Regions from separate parts of the Mus musculus genome. Here all the other regions are linked to region 1. The links are chromatin loops, found by intact Hi-C in ENCODE. Cell type or tissue: heart. All regions are shown on one strand. Links, peaks and the distances in the headings refer to the core of each region. The heading gives the core; the rest is flanking DNA.

Region 1 (7,604 bases), core at 2,605-7,604:
GCTGGCCTCAAACTCACAGAGATCCACCTGTCTCTGCCTCCTGAGTGCTGGGTGCATCACCACCACCCAGCTCCGCTTTCTTTGTAAAAATGTGTTTCCATATTTAATATTTAATTATGTGTATGTGCAAATGTGTGCATTGTCCTCAGAGGACAGAGCCATTAGATGAGGAGCTAGAGTTATATCCAGGCATGAGCAGCCTCAAGTGGGTGCTTGAAATCTAACTTGGGTTCTCTGCAAGAGCAATATGCTCTATTAACTCCTGAACCATCTCTCCTGACTGAGAGCCCCTACAAGTCTGGTCTTCAGGTCTTGCTAGGAAGCCTGGGCTGCAGAGTGAATTCCTGCTCCTCTTGCCTAGGCCTCTCTGTACTGAGAATGGAGGCCCGCAACCCTCCACACAACACCTGCCAGTCTTCCACTAGGACACACCTTTTCTGGTTTATCACCGCAAGGTCACCAACATTAACACTACAGGTTTACATCTAATAAAGATTTTACTGATGGATCAATACGATGGCTCAGTGGGTAAAAGTGCTTGCCTCTAAGCCTGATGGTTGGAGCTCACTCACCAAAGCTCACGTGGTAGGGGAGAACCAACTCCCAAAAGTTGTTGTTTGACCTCCACATATGTTCTGAGGCACCTGAGACCGCATATATGAAAATAAACATTAATTTTTTTCATTGAGTGAATAAATGATCAGCAGCTGATAAGGAGAAAACCTAGAGAGACAGCTCAGGGAAGCTGAAAGTCCAGTGTGGAGGAAATGGCGGGATGGTGATGGCCGGGCTAACCTCACAAGTCCTGTTCTTCAAGAACGGTTTCTCTGACTTCCATTCCTGAATGATTGCTTGAATCACTTTCGAGTCTCCCTGCCAAGGAGAGAAGCCCAGTCACTTCCTCAGGTCACTTGTTTGCTGCCCCAAACCCTGCCATTCACCTGTGCACCTCACCTGCAGCAGGTCTTTGAGCTGCACGTGGAGAGCCTTGGTCTCCTCCTGAAGCTGGTTGATGGTGTCTTGGTTCTTCTTCATGTTCCATTGGGAGCTCTCATAAAAGGCCTTCCGGTCACCCTCTGCGGCAGACAGAGGTCACTGTCACTAGGTAGGTGGGTGGCACTTCCCAGAGAGAAGATCTACTTGGTAGTGGTGGTGTTTTTGTTTGTTTGTTTGTTTGTTTGTATATTTTAGTTTTGTTTTGAGATAGGGTTCCATGTAGCCTGGGCTGGCCACACACTTGTCATATAGCCAAGGCTGGGTATTGCTCCCCATCCCTCTGCCTCCCAAGAGCTGGGATTGCAGCTGTGCACCTGTCAGATTACATCCAAGTCATGCAGAGCTGGGATTGGAGTGTGCCAGACAAGCACCCTGCTAGCTGAGCTACAGACCCAGACTCTTACAGAAGAGGAGCGGGAGGAGGGGGAGGAAGAGAAGGAGGATGAGGAGTGGAAAAAGAGCAGTGTGTTTGTGTGAGAGCATCCACACATGTATGGGGTGGGGGTGGGGCATACACCCATCACTTGGAGACCAGAATGACATTGGTGTTCTAGCCCATTCTTTTATCTTTTTTACAGATTCTATTTCGGAGGTTGGAGAGACATGGCTCAGCAGTTAAGATCCAGGGCTCTTCCTACAGAGGATCCGACTTCAGTTCCTAGCATCCAACTGAGTGGCTTACAGCTGCCTATACCTCGTTTCCAGGGGATCAGACTTCCTCGTCTGGGTTCCTTGGACACATACACTTCTATGCATAGACCCACACACAGATGGACAAATGTTATATACATTATTAAAACAAAGTAATATACATTGTTAAAATTTAAGATCTTAAACTAAGTGTGTGTGTGCATGTGTATGGGGGCTGAAAACTGCACTTGGGTCCTCTGTAAGAACAGTATCTTCCCTGCTGACTCATCTCTCTGGTCTCCCACCCATTCCTTTTGGAGGTGGGGGTCTCTCTGTGACTTTGGGGCTGGAACATCTGCTAGGCTGAAAGTCAAGAAGTCCCAGTGAAGCTCCGTTCTCTACCCGGCCAGCAGCTGAGGTCACCGGCACTTACAGGCACACCCAGCTGCTTCTGTGCTCACACTGAAATTCTGCTCTGCAGGATTTTGAAGCAAGTGCTCACAATTGTGTACTCTCATCTCTCCACCACCATCACCCTCTTTGGTCTTGCTTTTCTCAGAGAAAGTCTCTTATAGCCTAGGCTGGTATGGAACTCACTTTTGTAGCCTAGGCTAGCCTTGAACTTTTTTTTTAAATTAAAATATTTATTTATTATTATATCTAAGAACACTGTAGCTGTCTTCAGATGCACCAGAAGAGGGTGTCAGATCTCATTACGGATGGTTGTGAGCCACCATGTGGTTGCTGGGATTTGAACTCAGGACCTTCAGAAGAGCAGTCAGTGCTCTTAACCACTGAGCCATCTCACCAGCCCTAGCCTTGAACTCTTGATCTTTCTGTCTCCAAGTCCCAAGTGTTGAGATGCTAGGTGTGCCCCACCATTCCTGGTACTCAAACTCTTTTGCAATCCATCTTTTGCTTGGTTTCCTTAAATAGGGTCTCAGTACGTAGCTCAGGCTACCTGGGTCCTCCTGCCTCAGCCTCAGTCTCAGCCTCCTGGTATACACCACAAAGCCAGTGTAATGGTCCCTGACTGTTGAGAGAGGGTACACATGGGATGAATTCTGATGCCCTAAGGCATAGTAGAATAATAACAGCAGAAAACATCTCATGTGTTTCCAAATAGCTATACAAAGGATTATATGCCCCACACAATAATATCAGTGATGTCTGATGATGACAACGCCAATTACCACAATCTAGTTATGATACAGTGTTCTATAATACAACTCTGCATCCCATAAACATGTATAAGTATTCCACATCAATCAAAAACCTTATGAGCTAAATAGATGTGGTGGGTCACTTAGCAGGCAAAGGCAGGCAGATCTCTGTGAGTTGGAGGCTAGCCAGGGCTATACAATAAGATCCTGTCTCAGAAAACAAAAGATAAACAAACAAAAAGCAAAAATCAGGGACCGGAGAAATGGCTCAGTAGTTAAGAGGCCAGCTTTACCAGAGGTTGATTCCCAGCACCCACAAGGCAGTTCACAATGGTCTGTAACTTCATTTCCAGGGGATCTGATACTCTTTTCCTACCTTCAAAGGCACCAGGAACACACATGGTACACAGACATACATTTAGGCAAAACATTCACACGCATAAGATAAAAAAGTATTTTTTTAAAAGAGCAAACCCATATAGTGACGGCTGTAGATCATGCCTCGTCTGTATGAGGCCCTGAGTGTGATCTTGAGCAATGAGCAGAACAAAATGAATAAGCAATCCGGTGTGGAGGCGCGACTTCAGCCTCAACACTCAGAAGACCTTGGCAGGCAGGTTTCTAAATTCAAGGCCAGCCAAGCCTACAAATCAAGTTCCAGGGCAGCCAAGGCTACCTTCAGAGACCTTGTCTCCAAACAAACAAACAGAACCAACAACATTGTCTCTCCAGCCCCTAACTTTCTTTTATTATGGGATAAAAATATCAATCTCTAGCATCCTATAAATCAGGTAGCATGCTTGATCATACCTTTTTCTCTTAGCATGAGAAAGGTAAAGGCAGGAGGATCAGAAATTCAAGGTCCCAGGAGACTAAACTCAGGTCATCAGGCTTGGTAGCAATGTCCTCATTTGATGAGACATCTTGCCGACCTACATTTCCTTGTTCTTTCCTCTCTTTCCTCTCTTTCTTTTTTTTCAGACAGAGTCTTACTCTGTAGCCCAGGTTAGCTTTTAACTCACTAGATACTCAATACTGTCCTCAAACGAATGCCAATCATCCAACCGTAGCCTCCCAAGTGTTCAATACAGACATGGGCCACCATGTCTAATTTACAGTATTTTTATTTTTTATGTATTTATTTATTTTCATTTTTTTTTTGAGACAGGGTTTCTCTTTGTAGCCCTAGCTGTCCTGGAACTCACTCTATAGACAAGGTTGGCCTTGAACTCAGAGATCTGCCTGCCTCTGCCTCCTGCATGCTGAGTACTGAGAAAAAAGACGTATGTCACCACTATCAGGTTTAAGATTTCTTCTTAATAATATGAGCAAAATCACAGTAGGCTTTTCCAAACTGTGGCATAAGCAATATTTGGTCTTGATAATTCTTTGCTGTGGGGGCTGTATTAGGCCTAATAACATGTAAAGCCTTCTCCTCGCCTATGCCTAATAAACTGGAGTAGTACCCTCCTGCATTCAGCAAAATGATAAAAAAGTCTGCAGACATTGCTAAATAGTCTCTGGGAAGGGCAGCATTATCTCCTCCCCCTCCAGGGAAGCCACTAGTTTTTACTTTCTACTACTTAACAATGCACTATATGAGCATTTTATGAATGTCAAGTACTACCTGTGCAGTTACTATGCCCATTTTACAGGTGGAAAAACTGAGTACAATTAGATGACTCTAAGTTCCCCAAGATCAAACAACTTTTATGCAGAGCAAGGATTCAGACCCCAGAGAAACAAACTCTCTTTGGGCTGAAGATATAACTCAGCAAAGTGCTTGAGTAGCATGAATAGAGCCCTGGGTTCCAGCCTCAGCACCGCATGATGCCCGCATGGTGGCACATGCCAATCACCCAAAAAGGTGGAGCTAGGTCTCCTTTGAGTTCAAGCTAGCCTGGGCCACATGAGGCTAACTCTCAAAAATAATTTAATAAATAAATAAAATTTGGGTGGGAGGGATAATGGCTCAGTGGTTAAGGACATTTGCTGCTCCTGCAGAGCGAGGAAGGTTGTTAGTCTCAAGCACCCACATTGGTCAGCTCATAAACACCTGTAACTCTAGCTCCAAGGGATCCAATGCCTTCTCCTGGCATCTGAGAGTACTGCACTCTGCCCACAGAAACGCAAAACAGAACAATAAATAAAGAAAAACAAACTCTAGAATCTGTGCTTTTCACTCACCCATATGCACATTAGAAGAGGTAATAGTACAAAGAAATGGGAAAGAAAGATAAGATTTGAGTGTTTGTTTCAAGTTGGTCACATAGACTCGTGCTGGAGAAACACATAGCGCCTACTCAGAAGACCTGGTGGGCACGGTTGATCCCGGATCCTTCGGTGCAGTCTGCAGCCATACTTACCTAACAGTTGGATTTTTCTTTGTAACTCAAGCACCTGTGCGTGCACAGAAGACTTCATTGCATGGAAGGAGGTTGCTGACTTGGGATGATGTGCAGGCCAGGCCTGTGCCCGGCCCATAGACTTGCTTCGGTGAACCTTACTGCCTTTGGCTTTGGAAGAGGGCGCTGGAGCTTGCTCCGGGCTAGTCACCGTGGTGGTCGCGGCTGCCCAGCACAGGGGGGACGTCATGGTGATCGGGTTAAGGTCGGGAAGCCTCTAAGGGGTAGGAGAATAACTACAAGTTGGCCTCTATAATCCAGGATCCTAAACGCTGGTTCCCTAGGCTCTGGGAATGCACTTCTGCTAACTGCCTGGCTGCGGGCCTCTTAGCATCTCCCGGTTGCTAAGTAACTTCCTCCCCCCGCCCACGTTCCCAAGGAAACCGCCCGCGTTACACTCCACTGCTCTTATTGGCTGACTCGGTTCGGAGGGGCGGTCCCACAAAGAGGCCCAGCGAAAGAGAGGCGCGAGCGTAGCGGTCACGTGACGCCTGCGTGTTCGCTGGCAGTGGCCAGTAACCCGCCACTCCCAAGATGGAGGCACGTTACGCCGCCATTAAGCGCTACACTTCCGATCTGTTCTAAGGTTAGGTCTTCATGTTCCTACTCAAGATGGCCGCCTCAGCGCCCGCACACGCACTCTTGCCACTCCTAACATGGCGTCCCGGAGTTGCCGTTCGCCAAGAGGGATGAGCAAAACGGAAGTGACGTATCCGGAGCGTTCCGTTCTCTTATTCTACTGCAGGAACCGTGGCTGCTGAGCTAACCTGGTGTGGTGGCTATTGACCTTTGCCTCTACCTCGCGTAGGTGATGAAGTAGCGATGGGAGGAAGGCACCCTAGTTTCTTATAGGTTGCAGCAGGGTGGGTGGTGTGGAGGGATCGTAAATCCTTTGAACCTTTGGCGGGAGTTGCCCATTTCACCTCTTTACCGAGAGACCTATGGTTTTGAGTTCACTTTGAGACTCTTCCACTGGCTCGGGGCGGAGAGACGCCCCTTGCCCTTGCACTTCCAACTCCGATTGTGCCCTCCTTTTCCGGAAGCAGTGGTGAGGCCGGTCTTGGGTAAGCTGCCTTCTCCCAATGATTAGATGCTTCTTCATTCTTTCCTACAGTGAGAGGCCATCGCGTATCTTCCTGCCGCATAACACACTTCCGGTCTCGGCCCGGACGGGATGCTGCTGCTGCTGCTACTACTACTACCCCTCTGTTGGGCTGTAGAAGTTAAGAGACCCCGGGGCGTTTCCCTCAGCAGTGAGTCTCTTCTTTGTGCATCGGGAGGGGCGTTTCAGCCTTTTTCCTCCGTTTCCCGTAGCATTTCAGCTGGTGAGTGAGTGGGACAGAGGTAATATTTATTTAAGATCTGAGCAGAGCTTCTTGTTTCCCTCACCAGACCATCACTTCTATGAAGAATCTAAACCTTTCACCTGTTTGGACGGCACAGCCACCATCCCATTCGATCAGGTGAACGACGACTACTGCGACTGTAAGGACGGTTCAGATGAGCCTGGTGAGCGTTTGCATTTGCCCATCGCCCATTAAATGAGCCTGCTAAGCGCAGATGCCCCAAAGAACTTGGATCTCACTCTCCTGTTGCTTCCTGCTCAGTGAGCAGAAGCAGGCACAGAAACAAGATCCCTGTTGGCTTGGATTAGCTGAGGGGCAGTGTTTGTAGGTGCCAGTCCTGGTTTCCATTCCCTATCAAAGGAACAAATGTCCAGGTGTATGACCAAGTCAGCAAATGTCATTGCAGGAACCATGAATGGCATTCAGGAGGAGGTGAGGTTTCGAGTCAGGAAGAGCCAACAGAAGACCCTCTCAGAAGTGGGAGGAGGAGGGAAACTGAATGGCCTTCTAGGGATTGATGAAGGCAAAGAGGAGTGGAGGGGAGTTGCCTGGCCTTTTTGAAGGGCCTCCGGAGAAGCTGGGGAATACTGGAGGATTGTGTTGCTGGCCCCTGAAGATACAGTTTCTTCTTGGTTGTGCTTTAGTTTATTTTTGTTCTGGAGACACAGTCTCTGGTGGCCCAGCCTGGCCTTGAGCACACAGTGTAGCTGAGAATGACCTGGACCACGGGTTATCCTGTGATCACCACCAGAGTGCTGGGATTACAGACGTGCACCACCACACCCGAGTTACACTTACTTTGCTGGAGCCCCCCACAAACAAATGTGGCGTGGGGAACACGCATCAAACTTTTTTTTTTTCCTGTAGGCACAGCTGCTTGTCCCAATGGCAGCTTTCACTGCACCAACACTGGGTACAAGCCCTTGTACATCCTCTCCAGCCGGGTCAATGATGGGGTATGTGGTAAGTGCAGTGCGGGTCCTCCCAGGATCTGGGGAAGGTCGGGCCAGCCAGGGGGAGACCTCACCCACTCTGCTCTTGGCCCTTACCTTTGCTTCAGACTG
Region 2 (7,604 bases), core at 1,660-6,659, 120 kb after region 1:
TCACATTTTCACATCACAAGACTTCTCGTGGTTGCAGAAAGGGCAGGTGAACTGGGTCTCCAGGGTGCCTGTCATCTTCTTTTTTGGGGGCGGCTTCCGTTTGGACTTTCTTCGTCCCATAACTGCAGAGGGAATAAAACCTGTGGTGCAGAGGACAGGGGTCAGAGGCTGGCAGCAGCTGGCCACTCTCTACCTCTATCCTCTAGAAGCAGGCCAGAGGCAACCAGCAGTGGTCCTCAGAGAGGGGAAGAGGTATACTCTGTCGTCACCCAGGCTCCTGGGCCGAGGCACAACAGTCCCTGTGTACACCCTGGGCAACAGGACCAAGAACAGCCTTTAACCTTGGTTTCCAACTTCCTGTTCATCATTAAGTAGGTCACTTACGACCTGTGCTCAGGATCTCAGGATGGTAGGGTGGGCAGCTGGCTGGAGAGAAACCAGGGACAGAGAGGGGGGTGCTGACATAATGATGCATGCTGTTCAGGGGTGAGGGAATTAAGTCCCAAGAGTGACTATAGATGACGTCAAGGGCAGAAAGATAGCTTAGTACAAACCATGACAACACAGCCACCCTAGTTCAATTCCAGAAACCTATACAAGGCCCAGCACAGTGGCTCAAATCTGAAACCCTGGCATTCTCACATGGAGGTGGGAGGCAGAGACAGGAAGGATTGTCTGGGAACCCACTGGCTAACCAGTTAGCCTGGACTACATGGAGATGGGCCAGAAACAAGATGAAAGATGAGGACAGACTCCCCAAATTCTGTTCTCTGACGTCCACATGCATGACATAGGACATGTGCCTCCCCTAACCAAATACAGACTTTCAATTACTGCCCCACCCCCCCACGAAACAGTCTCACTATAGTCCAGGGCTGATCTGGAACTCACCTTGTAGACCTGCCTCTGCTGTCCACATATGGAGACTAAAGGAATGCAGCACCACACTCAGCTATTTATTTATTGAAACATGGTCTCACTGTATAACTCTGATTGACCTAGAATTAACTATGCAGAACGGGCTCGCCTCAAACTCAGAGACCTGGCAGTCTCTGCCTGGGATTAAAGGCACACATGTGCCATCACACTTGGCTTTTGCACTAAAAAGAGAGAACTGGAAAACGCCAGCATGTTAGCATGTGCCAGAAGTTCTAGAACCCAGGAGGCTCAGGGAGGAGGGTGGAAAACTCATCTCAGTTGGAGTCTAGTCTGAGCTAGCCCAGCCCACTCTGCAACTCCCAGCACTTCAGGTTACTGAAAGCTGGAGGCCAGTGTAGGCAACAAAACCAATTTAAATCTACTGTCTAAAACAAGACAAAACAAAGGAAGTACACAGACATATATGCAGGCAAAGCGTCTATCTCTATATATATGATAAAAATAAATTAAAAAACCCATGTTAATAAAGGTTTACAGGGGCTGGAGATGGCTCAGCGGTTAAGAGCACTGACTGCTCTTCCAAAGGTCCTGAGTTCAAATCCCAGCAACCATATGGTGGCTCACAACCATCTGTAATGAGATCTGAAGCCCTCTTCTGGTGCGTCTGAAGACAGCTACAATGTACTTACATTTAACAATAAATAAATCTTTAAAAAATAAAATAAAATAAAGGTTTACAGTTGTTTTGTTTTTTTCAAGACAGGGTTTCTCTGTGTAGCCCTGGCTGTCCTGGAACTCACTTTGTAGACCAGGCTGGCCTCGAACTCAGAAATCCGCCTGCCTCTGCCTCCCGAGTGCTGGGATTAAAGGCGTGTGCCACCACCGCCCAGCAGGTTTACAGCTCTTAACATGAAAACTCAACAGGGTTTCTCTGTGTAGCCCTGGCTGTCCTGGAACTCACTATGTAGACCAGGCTAGCCTTGAACTCAGAGATCCAAGTTTATCATCCACCTGCCCCTGTCTCTCCTGGGCTGGGATTAAAGGCGTGTGCCACCACCACCTGGCAACAGGAACACGCTTAACTGGATGAATTCAGCTGATAGTAGCCAAGCATGGATAAGGCTCTAGGGCAGGGGTCCTCAATCTGTGGGTTTTGAGGTCACATATCAGATACCCTGGATCCAGATATGGCAGACACAAAAGATAAAAATAAATAAATCTTTAATATATCTGTACTAATAGTTACAGATGACAGGCTCCTGAGAAAACTTGTAACTGGATGAATCCTATTTCTACGAGGCTATTAGAGCGAAATACAAATCTCTGAGCTGGGGCTACTTTGGGTGAAAGAGATCAGGAAAGACCTTCTCTTCTGGAGTCATTCCAGATGACAAAAGGCAGCTTTGATGACAAGACAGCCAGGAAGAGTCTGAGCCAGATGAAGGGTTTTCTCGTCGTTTTACTTCAGAACGAATGGCTGAAGCTCCCGGAGCAACGGAGACAAAAGTGTGAGACACACAAAAGGAAAGGCCAAACCCTCACGGTGAAGCGTTGCCTGGTGCCGAGCCCAGCTGTCAACTGTCTAGGTGGATGTGTTTGCATCCCCTCCCATCTGGCCCTGGCAACCAGCTAGCTACAACGGAATCGCAGGCGGGGCAGGCGGGGCATCTTAGTCGATCCTGTCTCAGCTGCTATGGGCACTGCTGCCAAGCCAGAAAAGCTGAATTTGGAACCCTAACCCACGTAAAGGTGGAAAGCGAGGATGTATTTCCCAAGTTGTCCATTAACTTCTGTACACATTCTACTACACATATAGGGAAAAATGTAGGACAAAAGATTTCTAACACTTTCAAAATAGGGCAAGGGAGATGGCTTGGCAGGTGAAGTTGTTGGCTGCCTCTCTCTCTCTCTCTCTCTCTCTCTCTCCCGCGCGCGCACACACACACAGCATCCAAAACAAACTCACGATCACCTTAAAACTCCTCAAAGCTCCTCCGGCGTCTGCCACCCTGCCCATCAATCTCTGAGGAAGGATTTCACTTGGTCACTGCTGTATCCCCAGGACGCACAGTGCTTGGTATACCTTAGGCACTTAATAACTACTTGTTGAACAAATCAGTGAATTGCCCGGAATCTGTCTCTGTGGGGCCCCAGAATCCCACCGGCAAACCGCAGCCTGCGAACGAGCCATGGTGTCCCGAGGCGACCGGGACGGCGGGAAGGGATCTGGGCAGAGCGACGGCGTCCGCCTCACCCAGGTTTCGGTGGCGCCGCCCGCTCGCCCAGCTGCAGGGATCCAGGGGTCAGGCTCCCCACGAGGCCGTCCTCAAAGCCATGCCCCGGCCTCAGCTCTACGCCCTGCGGGTGATCTAGAGAAGAGCGCCGGTCCGCCCGGCCCAACGCCCGCCCGCGAGACCCTACACTTACTTGTACCAGCCCTGCCTCTCAGCCAAGGCCGCTTCACCCAGGAGACGCTAACTTCCGGCCCCTAACGGAAACGGAAATATCGCTTTGGGTTTCCCGCCCACTCCTTAACCAATTAAATGCGCGTGTAGACCCCGCCTCCAACTACCTGGCTCCGCGCAATTGTTACAGCGCATGCGCCACAGTCCTGCTCAATCACAAGCAAAATCCTAGGGGTGTTCGTGATCGCGAGGAGCGGTGGCTCCACCTGTACTCATCCTGGTTAAGGTCCTCACCTGTAATCATCTTCCTGGATTCGTCTCACTTGTCTTACCTCCTTGAAACCCTAGATTTTCCCTACCCTCCATGCTCACTCCAATATCCTAGCCCTAGAAGAGACGAGTTGGGAGAGGGAGGGGATCAGCGGGATTGTGAGACAGGAGAACGGGTAAGGGGGTTTAATGGTCAAAATACATTGTACTAGTCAGAGTTCTCTACAGTCACAGAACTTATGGAATGTCTCTATATTGAGGGGATTTATTGTGATGACTTAACAGTCTGTAGTCCAACTACCCGAACGATGGTCAGCTGTGAATGGGAAGTCCAAGAATCTAGTAGTTCGTCGCTCAGTCCCACGAGGCCAGTTGGTTTAGCTGGTAAAGAAATAGAAATAGGTTCCAACAGACGTACTGGCAAGTAAATGCAAGCAGGCGAAGAAAAGTGAGCCTTCCTTCTTCCAGGGTCCTTATATGGGCCTCCAGCACGCTTGTCAGGTAAGCTTGAAGACAGGAGCTTGAATCCCTAGCATCTACAGAAAAGCCAGGTAGGCTTGGTTACCCGCCTGTAATCCAAGCCTGCAGGAGACAGGATCCCCAGGGCACGGTGACTAGCCAGATGAGGTGAGTTCTGGGTTCAAGAGACACTGCGTTACATCAATATGTAAGATGGAGAGATGTGAGGGTCTGGCTTTCACATGCAGACCCTCACAAATATACCTGCTGAGTACATACTTCTTTTCTTAATTAAAGGCTCTGACCAGCAAGATGGCTCAGCGGGTAAAGGCAATTCTTAACACACACACACACACACACACACACACACACACACACACACGGAAAGTGCTTAGCTGTGTCACACGTTGTTACGCATGCTTTAAAGAGAATGCCCTATAGGGGGCAGTGCCATCCTTGGAACTGCCTTTTCTGAAGACCATTTCTGGTTGGCAGCATCTACTCACACAGGAGTGTAGTGGTTCAGGACTTAAATCCCAGTACTCAGAAGGCAGAAACAAGATCTGTGCTAGTTCTTAACCAGCCTGGGCTAATGTGAATAATTCAAAGCTAACCTTGGCAACAGTGGGAGGCTCACAAAAACAAAACAAAACCACAAATGCACGTGGGATAAGTCTATGCATGTTACCCTGTAGCTTGCCGACTTGATGAAATATCTTGCCTGCAGCGTGAGAGAAGACGAGTTTCTTCTGGCTCACAATTCAAGGGCATGGTCTGCGGCGACGTGGAAGACTGGCAGCAGGGGCTTGGGGCAGCCAATCACAGGGTTTCTCTCTATAGCCCATTCTGACAATGAAATCCTTCTATCTCAGCCTCCTGAGCTGGGATTACAGGTGTGTTCAACCATGCCGTGCTTTTGACTCCTAACCACAAGGACTTGGCCAGCCATCATGCCTCGTATCAAAATAAATAAAATCACAGAATTAAAATAAACAATCCGATGTCTTAGCCTGGCTTGTTGTAAGTCGTCATGCCAGCCTCTGTGGAGGCTGAAGCAAGAGGCTAAACAGATCAAGGTCAGCCTGGGCAACTTAGCTCCAGCCCCCAAAACTTAAAAAAAAAATCAAAGATAGGCATGGTAAATCGACCCTTTAATTTCTACACTCAGGATTGGGAAACGAGAAATCTGCATACACCAGAGACCAGCCTAACTTCACAGTGGTCTCCAGAAAAACCCAAGCTATACGGTGAATTCTTGTTTCAAAAAGCCAACCGTGGGGTGGAGAGACAGCTCACAAGGTAACCATGATTGCCCTGCAAGCTAGGTGACTCGAGTTCAATACCCAGAGTCCATGGTGGAAGAAGAAAAACCAGTCCCTCCAAGTAGTTCTCTGGCTTCCATGTGTGTGTCATGATATATGTGCACATACACACACACACACACACACACCAGTAGTAATAAACTGGGTGTGGTAGCACACAGCACCAAGGAAGCAGAGGCAGGCAGAGCTCTGTGAGTCTGAGGCCAGGCTGGTTTACATGGTGAGACCGTATCTAAGAAAAAGCACCCAGGGACTGTGGATTGCGTGGTCGAGTGTTTGCTTAGCATGCACAGGGCCCTGGGTTTCACTTCAAGTGCAGGGGACAAACAACATTGATCTCAAAACCAGCAAGTGGTAGCTACTGTCACCTCAGCTGGACAGAAGTCCATCTGCGGGCATGGCACAGCCTCCAGTGTCCCTCGCCGTGCCTCTGAGAAATCTTTGTAGCATTTGGTGCTTAGCTGGATAGGGAACTTGGTTTGCATTCTACATGTGACATTTACTTTGTCACTTCTCCTTTCTAGACTCTGGGAAAAGGGACATTGGGTGAAGCTGACTGCTGATTCAGAGCTCCGACTGCCAGGAGCCTCTGAATCAGTGGGAAGAGGCTTGGTGGCTGTGAATTTCCAAGAGAGTTGAGAAGGGCCGAGCTGTAGTCACAGCTAGTTGGCAACCTGTGTTGGGTATGTGGGTTTGGTTTTTTTGTTTTTTTCAACTTGGCACACAACTAGGGTCATCTGGGGACAGGGAACCTCAATTGAGAAATGCCTCCATCAGACTATCCAGTAGGCAAGCCTGTGGGACACTTTCTTCGTGATCGATGTGAGAGGACCCAGCCTACTGTGGGTGGTGCCAGCCCTGGGCAGATGGTCCTAGGTGGATGACAGCGCCATGGAGAGCAACCCATGTGCAGCACCATTTAACAGCTTCTGCCTCAGTTCCTGCCTTGAGTTCCTGTGCTGACTTCCCTCAGTGATGGACTGAGATCTGGAAGTACAAGCCTAATAAACCCTTTCCCCCTTATGTTGTTCTTGGTCAGAGCGGTTTATCACCACAGTAGAGAGCAAACCAGAACAAACATGATGCTGAGAATTGTGTGGGCCTCCGTAATGTCCTATGAGAAACAAGGATGAGTCTAGACTTTGCCTCAAGGATCAGGGTCAGAAGTGATTTCTTTTTAAGGACAGGGTGTCATATATCCTAGGCTGGTTACAGACATGCCACTCTGCCCTTTAACTTCTTTTTTTCTTTTTTTACATTAACTCAGTGTGTGTGTGGAGGGGGGTGTAAGTGTGTGTGTGTGGGGGGGTGTAAGTGTGTGTGTGTGTGTGGTGTATGTGTGGTATGTGTGTATGTATATGTGATATGTGTGTGCCGTGTGGTAATCATTTACTGAAAGCAGCCAGTGGGTTGAAAGCAATCTTAAACAAAACAAATATCCTGTAAGTATTGGAAGCCACTTGAGGACACAGACTGGTCACCTCACTGTGGTGTTTGGTGCCAGTCTAGGTAACTGAAGCTGGCAAAGTAATTCCCCTTGCAAACTCTGCAAGCCATTTCCCTACAGAACCCGCTTCCTTTCCCATGCCCAGGCTTCTGTGCTGTTCAATAAATGCAGAACAGAGACCCTTGTTTGGGACAGACACAACAGACAGACAGACAGGCACAGACAACAGGGACAGATCAGACACACACAGCAGGCAGGCTACCGACCAGCCGGTACCCAGACTACACACACGGATATGGCACAGAGAGAAACATGGAGAATTCAAATTTGGGCTTATCCTGGTCAAAATAATCAAGACTAGTTTCTTTCTACTTTCTCCTTAATGTGACATTGATGCAAGGATCCGCTGCAGCCCAGGCTAACCGGGAATTCCTTTTGTAGCCCAGGTTGTCCTCAGACTCATAGTGATCTTCCTACATAAGCCTCCCAAGTGTTAGAATTACACACATGAGCTATCACACTAAAACCTGCCATCTTGGGCAGTGGTGCCGAAGCCTGTAATCCCAGCACTCAGGAGGCCAGGCTGGTCTACAGAGCTGGTTCCAGGACAGCCAGGCTATATAGAGAAAGAGAGAAAGCCTGTCTTGAACAAAGAAGGATCTGTATGTCTGTCTTTCTGTCTGTCTGTCTAGCCATCCAACCATCCATCCACCCATCCTTCTCAGCTCAAGGAACAGTTTATAGAGTCTGAGAGAAAAATAACGGAGCAAGCAAGCTGTAAGAAAGCGCCTCTCAGGGCTGGAGAAATGGCTTAGTGGTTAA
Region 3 (7,604 bases), core at 1,660-6,659, 68 kb after region 1:
CTATAGAGCTAGTTCCAGGACAGCCTAGACTACACAGAGAAACCCTGTCTCAAAAAACAAGAAACAAAGAAAAAACAACCCCAAACCAAACCAAAATCTTCATCCCACACAATCCTGGAAGGTCTTCCTGGTGCCTTCCCACTGCCATCTACAGCCACCAGGGGGTGCCAGGAGAGCAGGGCATATCCTTTCTCAGCTTTTCAAGGGGGATGGAGAGAAAGGAGCAAGTGCCATGGTGGCTAGCAAGGCCATATGGCACCGCCAGGTCCCATGCCCTCCCTTCTACCTCCTTCTAGCCACACGGCCTCCTAGCTATCATTCAAACATGCTAGATATGACCCTGCCCCGGCCTTTGCACAGGTTCCTTGTCAGTGCCTTCATTTAGAAACCTCCCCCATGGACACTCTTCTCAGCAGGCACCCTTACCAGTGTCCGGCTAGTCAACTCTGGTTTGTTTATAACAGCACAAAGAGGCTGCCTGTGGCACCCACTTAGATGCCTCTTGTCTGTCTTCTCCAGTAGAGTATCTGCCCCACAGGGGCAGAAACATAGATCAGCTTTGCTTCCTTGGGGCAAGAGCTTCCAGACAGGGTAAGGAACTGGAGGGTGGGCATGGCAGAACCAGATGCCTGCATTTAGATCCTGGCTTTGCCACAATCTGGCTAGGCAACTCCTGGCCAGGGGCAAACCCAAATTCTGCATCTGCCAGGGAGCAGGAGGGAGCAAAGAAGCCAGGAAGGCCCTGAGGAAGGCTGAAGCCTATGATAGTAAGATGATGTTGGGACTGTCCTCCACCTGTAGGACTGGAAGGGAGAGAGAGCCAAAAGAAGCACCTGGGCTGCGGGAGTGAGCCCAGGGTCTCCACTCTAGTGAGACTCATGTCAGCGACATGGACCTCCACAGATGCTCCACTGCCAGCTCGGCACTCCCTAGCCCCCTGGGGCTACAGAGGGAAACCTACAGCTCACTTGTGTGCCGACACTGGGAAGGGGAATGTTTAGGCATGCCTGTGACCCTGACACAGGGCCATTTTAAGTTTTGAGGCCAGCCTTGGTTACACAGCAAAACCAGCCAGAAAAAACAAGCAGGCAGTCAAGACGGCTGAGTGAGTGAGTAAGGGTGCTTGCTCTCAAGCCTGGCCCACCCAGCTTAGGTACTCAGAACCCACGTGGTAGAAAGCAAAGACCAACCCCCGCAAGTTGTTCTCTGATTCCCACACCTGTGATGTACACACACAAAAAAGGATAAATGCATGTAAAAACAATTTTTAAGATGGGGAGCTGGAGAGCTCCTACTTACTATGCACAAAGCCCTGGGTTCCATCGCTAGCACCACGTGAGATGCAGGTGGTACACACCTGTCAGCCAAGTATCGTGGGATACAGGCAGCCTCTGCCATAGGATGAGTTTGAGGCTAATGCATCAAAAAAGAGGCAGAGCAGGGCTCACTGCCACCAGGTGGTTCTCTCTTGAACCACCATGATGGGCATGATGTAGACCCAAAACCCAAGGATTTGGCAAGGCACTGAGGTCATACTTAGTGGGGCTATTTTAGATTCACAGCATACTGCCTCGAGCAGCTACCAGACTGGCTTCCCAGTCTCCCTTCTGACAGTGTAGCAAAGGGACGAGAATGGCTACTGGCCACTTCCAGCATGCTCTGTTCTGCATGCTCCCACCCCTCCCCATGCTGGGCTCCACTTACTTTTCTTCCGCTTTGGCTTTTTGGGGACTTGCTCCCAAGGCTTCCTGTAACACAGAGAGGTGGTGAGGGTGAACAAGGGGCCCAGGCAGCCAAGTCCTGGCCTGATAGAAAACAACAGCAGTTTATGTGCTCTGGGTGCCACCTGAAGGTCTGTCGTCCTGCTCCCTTTCCAGCTCTGAATGGAGGTCTCACCATTCCTTAGCTCAGAGAACACTGGCACTCAGAGGTCCCTGGTAGATGGGATGTGGGACAGTGGAAGGAATGCTGAGAGGGGACCATGCCTACCCTGGGGGACACATACCCCGGATGTAGTCAGCCTTTGTGTCAATCATTAGAAACGTTACAGATGCAGGAGAGGTGGTGCACGCCTGTCTCCCCAGCACTCAGAAGGCAGAGGTGTGGGGATCTTGAATTGAGACTAGTCTGGACTATATCAAGAAAAGGACAGCTTAGGTTATATAGGAAAGCCTTGTTTCAAAAAGGCAAAGTAGGGGCTGGAGAGATGGCTCAGTGGGTAAGAGCACCCGACTGCTCTTCCGAAGGTCCGAAGTTCAAATCCCAGCAACCACATGGTGGCTCACAACCATCTGTAATGAGATCTGACGCCCTCTTCTGGTGTGTCTGAAGACAGCTACAGTGTACTTACATATAATAAATAAATAAATAAATAAATCTTTAAAAAAAAAAAAAAATTTAAAAAGGCAAAATATTGGAGCACATACTTAGAGTGCACAATGCCCAGGTTTCCTTTTCCTGAACCACACAAACCTATGTGGTAGCTCCCGCCTGTAAGCCCAGCACTCAGGCAGGAGAGCAGGAGGACAACTGCAGGTTCCTCCTCCCTGGCTGCCCAGGGCCTACCCTTACCACTCATGCTTCTGTGTCCAGGTTTCCTGGTTTAAAAAGAACGTGTTAACTCATTTATTTACAGGGTAAGGAATGTGCCATAGTGCTTGTGTATGGAGGGCAGAGGATAACCTGAGGGAGGAGCGTCCTTCCACTACCATGTGTCAAACACTTTCCTCTGAAGTGCTGGGATTACAAATATGCAAAGAATCTAGAGCTTCATGAAGGATGGGCAAGCTACTGATGGAGCCATATGCCCAACTAGTAGGGTTGTGTGTGTGTGTGTGTGTGTGTGTGTGTGTGAGAGCGTGCGCCCAGAGCTTCTCACACATGAGACACTCCACCACTGAGTTATACCCCTTGCTCCTAGCTGGTTATTGCCCCTAAGAATCAATGTATTTTTGTTTTTTGTTTTTGTTTTGAGACCTCTGTCTCTCTGTGTAGCCCTGGCTATCCTGGAACTCAACATATAGACCCAGCTGGGCTCAAACTCAAAAAGCTCTAGTTGCATCTGCCTCCAAAATGCTGGAATTACAGGCATGTGCCACTATGCCTGGATAACTTCTTAAAAATGATTTTACTATTTCATGTGCATAAGTTTTTACTTGCATTCATGTCTCTGCACCTGCCTGATGCCCTTGGAGGTCAGAAGAGGGCATGGAATCCCTTGGAACTGGAGTTACAGATGGTTGTGAACCACAATGCTGGTGACTGGAACCAAACCCAGGCCCTCTGAAAGAGCAACAAATGCTCTTAACTACTGATCCAACCTCTTCAGGGCCTAGAATCAACTCTTAAAGAATCATTCATACAGATGAGTGCAGACAAGAGCAGAACACGCTACACCTGAACCCTTACTATGGGCCAAACCCTTTCTATGCTCTCTATTTTCATTTTGTATTTTATTTGAGATAGAGTATCGTTATGCAGCCCTGGCTGGCTGGAACTGTCTGTGCAAACCAGACAGATAATATCCAATCCAGTGTTCACACCATGCAGCTACTGGCTGGGGAAGCTGGGGCAACAGCTGGAGTCCCAGGGTGAGCTTTCCCTCCATGGCTTAGCATCCAGCTTGTCTTCCCACTGTGGACACCTGCACTGTGAGACAGCAGGAGTAACCTCTATTGGAAATGCTCCACCTTCTAGCTGTTCTTAAGGGCATGGGGTTTTTACTCTTGGGCACTTCTGCTGTCCTTGTCTCTTCCTGGAGGACACTGAGAGAGACATGCTTGAGTCTCAAACAGGAGAGGCCATCTACACTTTCAGAGCCTGCTTCTCAGTGTGGCAAGCTGCACATGACAGTTTACCAATAGGTCTGACAACTACAGCGTGGTGAACCATTCATGGTCTTAGTCTGATCCCTAGAGGGCACGTGGTAGAAGAGGACTAGCTCTGCAAAGCTGTCTTCCCACCTCCTTATGTGGGCCTACATACACCACACACGCACACATACACAAGAATAAAAGTGCCCTCACACCAAGCCTGGCACATGCCTTTAGTCCCAGCACTCAGGATGCACACAAGTAACCCTGACAAGGTTGTTGAAACAGGTGGCTGGGTTAAGGCTGCTTTCTTGTTGAGGATCCGGGTTTGGTTCCCACAACCTACATGGTGGTTCACAATGGTGGTTTCTGGGGATCCGACACCCTTTTCTGACCTCTGCAGGTAGTTCATGCACGTGGTACACATATATCCACGAAGGCAAGGCACTCATACGCAGAAAATCAGAGTGCCCAGCACCTTTGGAGGTTTACACCTGAGAGCCAGCCCCAGGCCAGGCCAGTGGAGGCGGGTCGACTCTTCAGACGGGCCAGTCGGAGCTTCCGAAGGCGGGCAGAGGGGTGGGGCACAGGCTTGCATTGGGTAGTCAATGGGTCGGAGGCGGAGCCGCGAGGAGGCGCGTGAGGGGTCTGGGTTGCCTAAGCCCGAGACCGAGGGCCGCCAGGCGGCCCGGGGGTGGGGCTTCACGCTCCGGGGGCGGGGCCGCTGCCCTTTTCGTCCCTCCCCCGGCTTCTTCTCTCCCTCCCTCCCTCTCCCGGCCCCGCGCCCCCTTACCCGTGGCGACCGCTACGCTGGCCACGCTCCAGCGAAATGAGGTAGGCGGCAAGTTTGGCGTCGCTCCAGCCGCTGCGGCGTCTCAGGTCCACCCAGGGGCCGTGCGCCTCGCCCAGGTACACGCGCCGCACGTCGTACTTCTTCCGGGACTCGAGCCGCCTCCGGGCCCGGTCCGACTCGGTGAGCCGCGGCCGGCCCCGCGCCTTTCTGCCTGCCGCGCCTTCCTCTGCCGCCGCCTCCCCGCCTGCGCCCGCCTCCGCCTCCGCCCCGGGCTCTGGAGCCCGCTCCGCCATCCCCCCCTCCCTGGTTACCGGCCTCCCCCGTTGTTAGGAGCCTCGACCGGAAGTGGCGCGCCTAGTCTGCGCCGCCGGGAGATTTCTCACAGGGTCTTCTCTGCCCGCGGCGCCAAACGGGGACAACTAGCCATAGCTGCGCATGCGCGTAGTCCGTCCGGCCCAGGCCATGGAAGTGCGTTCTGTTGACAAGTCAGTTATTTGGGAGGTAGAGGCACTGGGTACTGAAACTCAGGTAATCCTTGCCTCTCTATTGAATTCTTCGGCAATGTGATTAAAGATTTTTTCAAAAGGGCTGGAGAAATGGCTCACTGGTTAAGGGCACTCACTGCTTTTCCAGAGGACCTGCGCTCAAATTCAGCACCTACATGGCAGCTAGAACTGTCTGTAATTCCAAGATCTACCATTCTCACATAAACATATATACATGCAGAACACCAATGCACATAAAATAAAGGTAAATACATTTAAAAGATGTTTTTAAAGGCCAACAAGTCGGCTCTGCAGGTAAGGTGATGGCTGGCATACTTGACAATCTGAGTTACATTTCCGAGATTCACAGGGTCATATATCGGAACAGACTCCAGCAAATGGTCTTCTGACCTCCACACATCCCTCCCATACCATAAATATATAAATGGATTTTTTTTTTTTTTTTTGGTTTTTCGAGACAAGGTTTCTCTGTGTAGCCCTGGCTGTCCTGGAACTCACTCTGTAGACCAGGCTGGCCTCGAACTCAGAAATCTGTCTGCCTGCCTCCCGAGTGCTGGGATTAAAGGCGTGTGCCACCACGCCCATCTATAAATGGAATTTTTGAAAAGACAAGTTTAAAAAAGGGTCCCAAGGTGGTAAACCCAAAAGAGCCCATGCAGAACATACGAAGGGAAGCCACAGGGCCAGGGAAGAGGTTTTGATTTTTTTATTTTCTCCATATTATTTCATACCAGCCCAGTCTTTTCTCCTCATGCCAGCTCTATCTGACTCAACTTTGCCCCTGCTGCTGCTCTGCCTGAATGGTCTCATCATCTTCCTCAGGCCCCTTGGGAGGACTGTGGGGAGGGGACTGTCCCTCCAGCCTTGAAGTTGTCAGGAGCTCCCCCGTGGACCTGGCCAGGCGGAATACCACTGGGATCTGTGCCAGGGTTGGGTTGGTCTCCTGCAAGCCTTGGATCCACTTGATCAATGTTGCCTGATCATGGGCACCAGCCATGCACATGGCGAAGACAGGGCCTTCTGTCACTGTTAGGAGAAGAGTTTGTGTCTCACCACTGTGACGTACTCTGAGCACCTCCATGAGTTCACAGCCAGCTCCCTGTGCCACATAAATGTTCTACATTTCCCTTGGCCATGCCACCCGCTGCTCAGATACTATCAAGAGACTAAGTTTGAGCCCTAACTTGGAGGCTACCATGTGCCTCCTCCCAACTCCCCACATATAACTTGACTGTTCCCTGCTGACCTGAGGCTTGCGCGTATTCTGGTCACATCACTAGTCAGTATAGAATGCTCCTTAAAAGATAGTACAAAGGGGAGAGGGAGTAGCCAAGGAGAGGTACCCTGGGGGGCATATGACCCCTCATCCTGTGGAGCGTGGACAAATGGCCACCACACAGATGTGCTGTGTTGAGACCTGCTTTTACCTTCATCCACGTCAAACTCATAGTCGTCCCAACCACTCCTTGAATATTCCAGGTCCAGCTTCTGTGGGTAGTACAGCTCCCATTCTTCTGGGATCTCCTCTACTTTCTACCTCAGGCAAGAGAGCAGGCAGGATTAGAGGCCAGAACACAAAACCTGTCCCTCAGCTGAGCCTTCAGGACAGTGCCAGCCCCACCCCCAACACAGAATCTGTAGTTCTGGCTAATCTGGAAGTTGCTGTGTAGACCAAGCTGGCCTTAAACTCAGAGAGCTCGGCCTGCCTTGCCTTTTTTTTTTTTTTTTTTTTTTTTGGGTAAACATTTATGCATACCCCTGTGTAATTCAGAGGACAACTTGTAGGAGTGAGATCTCTCCTTCTACATGGGCCCTGGGGGTCAAACTCAGGTGGTCTGGCTTGGCAGCAAATGCTTTGGCCAGTAACTCACCTCTTCCTCAGGAGGTGGCAGGTCAGCTCTTAGGATGTGATAGTAGACACACTTATTACGAAGCCAGAGAGGGAAGGGGCCCTCAACAAAAACAGGCCTGGATGGGTTGTGGCGGGCCAGGGCAGCTTGCTGATCTGGACTCTGGATTCCTGGTGTAGAGATGAGAACCTGTTGGTGCCTTAGCAGCAAAAGGCCCAGGAGCTCATTTAGTGGGCCCAGAGGGATCCAGCAGAAACTGGGATAGGCTGGGGCCTTACCTACAATGTGAGGCTGTGTGGGATCTTCCATGCCTGTCGAGTCACTGGGCAAAGACATCTGCAAAGAAGAGCAGGGCGGTGACTCCCCAACCTCTACAGGGGAGCCTAAGAGCAAAGGGAGGGAAGGGGTGCTTCCTGGGCGACTGCACCACGTCTTTACAAGTAGCCTTTCTCTGCTTCTTTGTAGCCAGCTTGACCAGAGTGCCAACACTGAGAGTTTACCCAGAAGCCATCAGCCTAAGTTCAGCCTGCAGTGAGCTAATCCAAGTCACTGTACCTACATAGCTCAGTTTATCCATGCGCAAAAATGGCAGTGACAGAAAGTAACAGTTCTTCAGATGGTATCAAGAGCTTGACTCGGCTGG

The links. A loop is a pair of places that touch in the nucleus more often than their neighbours do. Peaks named below come from ENCODE experiments on the same cell type or tissue, not always from the same donor. Only the 100,000 strongest peaks of a DNase experiment are listed, where the experiment ranks them.
Region 2: it touches region 1 in a loop (2.1-fold over the local background); 3 of 42 quality-filtered maps call a loop at or near these places.
Region 3: it touches region 1 in a loop (2.6-fold over the local background); 2 of 42 quality-filtered maps call a loop at or near these places.

Annotation. Positions count from the first base shown.
Region 1 is chr9:21,997,091-22,004,694 of GRCm38, forward strand. It overlaps Ccdc151 (coiled-coil domain containing 151), which reads right to left and starts at 5,544. Exons shown (of 13, transcript NM_029939.3): 1 at 5,156-5,544; 2 at 955-1,076; 3 at 796-873. The coding sequence starts at 5,384. Prkcsh (protein kinase C substrate 80K-H) reads left to right here and starts at 5,898. Exons shown (of 18, transcript NM_008925.2): 1 at 5,898-5,998; 2 at 6,309-6,447; 3 at 6,587-6,703; 4 at 7,408-7,503; 5 at 7,601-7,604. The coding sequence starts at 6,369. In heart, for the core only: a CTCF peak has its summit at 5,500; a DNase peak (open chromatin) is centred at 5,681; H3K4me3 peaks cover 2,415 bases; H3K27ac peaks cover 1,590 bases; H3K27me3 peaks cover 87 bases.
Region 2 is chr9:22,113,804-22,121,407 of GRCm38, forward strand. It overlaps Elof1 (ELF1 homolog, elongation factor 1), which reads right to left and starts at 3,392. Exons shown (of 3, transcript NM_001357311.1): 1 at 3,307-3,392; 2 at 5-140. The coding sequence starts at 120. Mir7084 (microRNA 7084) reads right to left here and starts at 210; the gene lies at 141-210. In heart, for the core only: a CTCF peak has its summit at 4,484 (motif pointing right); DNase peaks (open chromatin) are centred at 3,478 and 5,878; H3K4me3 peaks cover 2,394 bases; H3K27ac peaks cover 1,707 bases.
Region 3 is chr9:22,066,444-22,074,047 of GRCm38, forward strand. Zfp653 (zinc finger protein 653) reads right to left here and starts at 4,933. Exons shown (of 9, transcript NM_177318.3): 1 at 4,606-4,933; 2 at 1,705-1,748. The coding sequence starts at 4,898. It overlaps Ecsit (ECSIT signalling integrator), which reads right to left. Exons shown (of 9, transcript NM_001253897.1): 6 at 7,240-7,297; 7 at 6,983-7,131; 8 at 6,539-6,644; 9 at 5,803-6,137. The coding sequence ends at 5,881. It overlaps Gm16845 (predicted gene, 16845), which reads left to right and starts at 4,559. Exons shown (of 3, transcript NR_040407.1): 1 at 4,559-4,721. In heart, for the core only: a CTCF peak has its summit at 4,456; DNase peaks (open chromatin) are centred at 4,438, 4,978 and 6,028; H3K4me3 peaks cover 1,826 bases; H3K27ac peaks cover 1,757 bases.